2 separate regions of the Homo sapiens genome follow, and region 1 is linked to region 2. Evidence: read pairs that join two places in POLR2A ChIA-PET (ENCODE). Cell type or tissue: OCI-LY7. All regions are shown on one strand. Each heading gives the region's core, and the rest is flanking DNA. Links, peaks and the distances in the headings are about the cores only. Region 1 has its middle 38 kb from the start of CLINT1. Region 2 has its middle 240 kb from the start of LINC02227.

Evidence for each region. ChIA-PET counts read pairs that join two places held together with the same protein. Peaks named below come from ENCODE experiments on the same cell type or tissue, not always from the same donor. Only the 100,000 strongest peaks of a DNase experiment are listed, where the experiment ranks them.
Region 1: POLR2A ChIA-PET joins it to region 2 with 5 read pairs; 2 of 35 experiments call an interaction of 5 or more read pairs at or near these places.

The regions. Positions count from the first base shown.
Region 1 is chr5:157,895,579-157,898,492 of GRCh38, reverse strand. No RefSeq gene overlaps it. Among named protein-coding and RNA genes, the nearest start is that of CLINT1, 38 kb to the right of the region's middle. In OCI-LY7, for the core only: no CTCF peak of the experiment used is centred there; no DNase peak of the experiment used is centred there.
Region 2 is chr5:158,169,624-158,172,537 of GRCh38, reverse strand. No RefSeq gene overlaps it. Among named protein-coding and RNA genes, the nearest start is that of LINC02227, 240 kb to the left of the region's middle. In OCI-LY7, for the core only: no CTCF peak of the experiment used is centred there; a DNase peak (open chromatin) is centred at 1,617.

The DNA of each region.
Region 1 (2,914 bases), core at 198-2,697, 270 kb after region 2:
CCCAAAAGAAATGAGCACTGCTAATACCCAGATTGTGGTATTTAGATACCATTTCCTTAGAGAAATGATTGACTCGGCCAGGTGTGGTGGCTCACACCTGTAATTCCAACACTTTGGGAGGCTGAGGTGGGCGGATCACCCGAGGTCAGTAGTTTGAGATCAGCCTGGCCAACATGGTGAAACCCCCATTAAAAATGCAAAAATTAAGGCTGGGCGCAGTGGCTCACGCCTGTAATCCCAGCGCTTTGGGAGGCCGAGGCAGGAGGACTACCTGAGGTCAGGAGTTTGAGACCAGCCTGGGCAACATGGTGAAACCCCGTCTCTACCAAAAATGCAAAACTTAGCTAGGCATGGTGGCGGGTGCCTGTAATCCCAGCTACTTGGGAGGCTGAGGCAGGAGAATTGCTTGAACCTGGGAGACAGAAGTTGCAGTGAACAGAGGTTGCAGTGAGCCAACATGGTGCCACTGCTCTCCAGCCCGGGCAACACAGTGAGATTCCATCTCAAAAAAGAAAAACAAAAACAAAAATTAGCCAGGTGTGGTGATGTGCACCTGTAGTCCCAGCTACTCAGGAGGCTGAGGCAGGAAAATCCCCTGAACCCGGGAGGTGGAGATTGCAGTGAGCTGAGATTGCACCATTGCATCATTGTACTCCAGCCTGCACGGAAGAGCAAGAATCTGTCTCAAGAAAAAAAAAAAAAAAGAAATGATTGACTAATGTTGGGGCCTGCCCAAAATAAAGATGAGCCTGGATATCATGTTGTAATAAAAAGCAAGGAAGCCACATATATATATATATATATATATATATATATATGGAGAGAGAGAGAGAGAGAGAGAGAGACAGAGTTTCACTCTTGTTGCCCAGGCTGGAGTGCAATGGTAAGATCTTGGCTCACCGAAACCTCCGCATCCCAGGTTCAAGCGATTCTCCCGCCTCAGCCTCCCAAGTAGCTGGGATTACAGGCATGTGCCGCCAAGCCCGGCTAATTTTGTATTTTTACTAGAGACGGGGTTTCTCCATGTTGGTCAGGCTGGTCTCGAACTCCCAACCTCAGGTGATCCGCCCATCTCAGCCTCCCAAAGTGCTGGGATTACAGGCGTGAGCCACCCGCCCGGCCTAAGGAAGCAATATTAAAGAAGACTTGTGTTGTATCAGAAGGACTCAGCAGCTATGGTGAAAAAGCTCCCGTGGCCAAAACTGGGATAATGTGAATATCCAAAAGAGCAATAACTAATTAATTGAAACAGGTCAAATGTATTAAATGTCATGAGTTCATTAAAAAAAAAAAAAAACAAAACTACTCACTTTTGAAAGATACTTGGGAACCAACTCATTATTCTGAATACCTGTAAATAAAGAGACAGAATCAAGTATTTATCCTTGTTCTCAGAATTTCTAAATAATTGATGAGTGAAAAAAGTCATCTTTAGAAAAGAATTCCAGCTAAAAGGAATGAAAAGGAATGATAGAATTAGAGCATGACCAGCCGGGCATAATGGCTGAGCCTGTAGTCCCAGCAATTTGGGAGGCTGAGGCAGGCCAATCACTTGAGCCCGGGAGTTTGAGACCTGCCTGGCCAACATGGCAAAACCTCATCTCTATTAAAAATACAAAAAATTAGCCAGGCACCGTGGCATGTGCCTGTAGTTCCAGCTACCCTAGAGGCTGAGGTGGGAGAATCACTTAAGCCCAGAAGGCGGAGGTTGCAGTAAGCTGAGATCACGCCACTGCACTCCAGCCTGGGTGACAGAGTGAGACCCTGTCTCAAAAAATGTAAATAATAATAATAATAGCATTAGAACCTGACTACTTTTGCAAACTCCAAATGAGATAATGGATCTAGGACACAATGATCAATGGCAGCCAATATTACCATAGAAAGAGACATCCCACACTGTGTGCCTCCTAATGGACATTCCCATCACCACCTGTACTAGTTTCTAGGGCTGCTGTAACACAGTGCCACAGACTAGGTGGCTTAAACAACAGAAATTCATTTTCTCCAGTTCTGGAGGCTAAAAGTCCAAGATCAAGGCATCGCCAGGGTGGATTTCTTCTGAGGCCTCTGCCCTTGGCTTACAGACGGTCATCTTCTCCCTGTGTCTTCATGTGGCCTTCCCTTTGTAACTGTCTGTGGCCAGATTTCCTCTTCTGAAAAGGACACCAGTCATATGGGAGTAGGGCCTATCCTAATGACTACATTTTAATCAAATTACCTCTTAAAAAACCTCATCTTCAAATACAGTCACAGTCCAAGGTACTGGGGATAGAACCTCAACATATGAATTTTGCAGGGGTACAATTCAGCCCATAACACCACCCACAAAATAGTCTTGTCAAAAACTAGAATGTGAGGCCAGGTGCGGTGGATCATGCCTGTAATCCCAGCACTTTGGGAGGCTGAGGTGTGCGGATCATGAGGTCAGGAGTTCGAGACCAGCCTGGCCAACATGGTGAAACCCTGTCTCTACTAAAAATACAAAAATTAGCCAGGCATAATGGCGGGCGCTGGTATTCCAGCTGCTCGGGAGACTGAGGTGGGAGAATCACTTGAACTAGGGAGGTGGAGGTTGCAGTGAGCCAAGATTGTGCCACAGCACTCTAGCCTGGGTAACAGAATGAGACTCCGTCAAAACAAACAAACAAATAAACAAAACCAAGAGTGTGAATCAAATCAAGTATTCAGAACTAAATACCAGTTTACAGAGAATATAGAGGGGAGAAAAACATGTTAAACACCACAAAGGGAATGCAATCAGCAAAATTCAGAATTTGGAAAACTCTTGCTGACAATTGACCTTTTTCCATAAAAAGCAAATTGCAAGGACAAAAAAAAAAGGGCCAGGTATGGTGGCTCACACCTGTAATCCCAGCACTTTGGGAGGCCGAGGCGGGTGGATCACTTGAGG
Region 2 (2,914 bases), core at 202-2,701:
TGGTATTATTAATTCAACAGACAATTAGGGTGCACCTAGTCTGAACAGGTTGGAGTACAAATATATTGTTCTTCACAGAGTTCATGGTCAGTTCCAATTTAGCTATGTAATAAGTGCCAAATCAGATACTTGTTCAAAGTACAAGGAAGGAAGGATTAGTTCAACCTGGGGATCAAGAGAAGTTTCTTTACAGAGTCCATAATATTTGAACCTTAAAGAAGGAATAAGATTTTGCCACAAGTCTTCAAGGAATCAACATATGAAGGGAGGAGCAAAGCCTGTTGTGTGAACTTTGAATATAGGCTGTACCCGGAGATGAGGAAGTCCCTGGATTTACTCTCAGATGGAACTCCTGATCCCAGGAGGGAACACCTTCAGGAGTCAGAAGATCTGATTTGACCCTGGATTCCTGTGTCACCTCAGTCAAGTCACCTTACTTCTCTGTGCCTCCACTTCTTTAACGTTAAATGAGATGGCCTTCCTGCAGAGATGTTCCATGAAGCTTGAAGTTTTAAATAAGAGGTGTGAAAAAACTTTGGGGAATTGAAAGAGCTATTCAAACAAATAATAATAGCAGTAACAAATGCTACACAGCACTTACTACATGCCAGGCACAGTATCAAGGGCTTGCAAGCGTTATCTTATCAAAGTAACCATTCTGTTGCCATTTTGCAGATGAGGAAACCTATTTGGAAAAGCGGTAACTTGCTCAAAGTAATGCAACTAGTAGGTGGTAGAGCTCACATTGATGTGTCAGTGAGGGACAAGGGTGGTAGTCATCTTCCCCACCCCTAGACATGCTGGAGCTACTTTTTAATTATCTTGGGGTACAGCTGGACTGATTTCCTCATTGCTCAGATGAGAAACTGAGGCATCAAACAATGCCTGCTCAGAACTGGATACAGGGTGTAGGTATAGTGCCTGCTTGAGTCCAGCTTGCCTACAGCTAAGGAAGCAGAGAGGATTCTGGGTTCCTCTATGCTCTACTTGGGAGATTAGAGTCACAGCACATCACTCTTTCCTTGCCCAGTGGGTGCCAAGAAGAGCTCAAATGCCAAGTTTCATTAAAGCATACCCCAGAGGGTCACTGTCTGGACCAGGAACAGCTGGATCACAGAACACAGGCCTCCGCCTCTTACAAAATTCCTGAGGCCATCACTTGGCCAGATCCAGAACACCCCACTGGAGATCCCAAGTTTACTGGGAAGAGTTCTCTTATTTCCCCTCAAAGAGCATTGGCAGAACAGGGCTAAGGGAAAGAAGGCTCAGAGCCACCAGTGCCTCCAGGCACAAAGGGGAAAGGCCAGCCATAAGAAGCTGAGAAGGAAGCTGTCTGGGGCTCCTGGGTGGACCTAGAAAGGAGAATGAGGGGGTGTGTTTGGAAGCTGGGGATAGCTGAGGCCTCATAGCTAGATAGAGTTTGCTCAGGGCATCCAAGGAATTTCACCTATTGAGAAAGCTGGGACGTAAAAGCTCCCAGTGAAGGGGGTTGGCATCCATGTGCCTGGAGCTGGGGGAAAGCTTTGGCTGCAATTTCCTCTGCTTTTAAACGAAGGAGGAAATGGAAGGTGCTGGTGCATAAAACAGGGGAATAGCAGGGTGATTTTGGGTGCTAGCTGTCCACCTGGGTCTCTACAGCTTCCTCCATTCTAGCAACCTGTCCAATTTTCACCTTCCTCTTCCTCTTTTTTTTCTTCTTCCTCTTCTACTACTGTTTCTAGATCACATTTATTGAAGGCTACCTCTAGGCCAGGCACATTGCCAACAGCTTTATATGCATCATCTTATATATACTGCATAACAACGCTAGGAGGTTGATAATACACAAAGATATTAGAGAGAAGGAAACTAAAGCTCAGAGAGGGTTAAATAAACACCCCAGGGTCACAGGTCTAATGCACCTTCCAAATCCAAACTTATGCCTTACTTCATAGGCAAGGCAGTATGATATTCCCATTATACCGCCTTGTGTATGAAATCTTTGTGTAGACAGGGAGCCTATCCAAGAACTGCCTATGAGAGGCTGAGCTTGGGCTAAGTCTTTTACTCCTCAATGAGAGAAGTTACTAGCTGTGGCACAGTTAAATCACTAAAGGGAACTTTCTTCAAAACAGAGATGTGAGAATACTCAATTGTTCTCAGATAGGAATATAAGAAAGCTGTCTGCATTGTAAGAGTTGAAGAAAGAAGCAGCCCCAGCCCAGGGGAAGGAGTCAGAGACGAGGAAGAAGGCTAAACATTGTAGGCTGATGAAGGGGTGGACTTTGAACCCAGGCCTCAGCCAGTGCTGCTGTTGACAACGTCATCTTGAGAAGACAGATGAACAAGTCAGGGTGAGCCAAGAGGGAGTAAGATCCTGGTGCAACCATGATAAGACTTAAGCTGAAGCCTCACCCAGGAATGGTACAGGACTAAACTTTACCAGTTGCACTGTGAGCCAGTGAGAAACTATACCTCTGGAAGATTGGCCACGGTCCAAGGCTCCTCAGTGTGTGTCCAATAAAGACTGACCACCCTTTGGGCTCAGCAAAGCCCTGGGGTATTTGGTAATTAAGGGGTAGTGGAAGTGTCTGGGCTTCCTTTAATAAGGCATATGAGGATTTCAAGGAATCAAATGGAAGAATAAGAAAATGGATCCTATATGCACACTGAGATTGCTCCACAAGCAGTAATGTGACTGAGTTTTTCTTTACTATTCCTGTTGGTCTTTCCATTCCATTGGCATGATATGGGATAAAGAGCAGTAGGGATAACTTGCTCAAGAAATCCATAACTCAGCTGGGCACGGTGGCTCACACCTGTAATCCTAGCACTTTGGGAGGGCGAAGCAGACAGATTGCCTGAGCTCAGGAGTTTGTGACCAGCCTGGGCAACACAGTGAAACCCCATCTCTACTAAAATACAAAAAATAAGC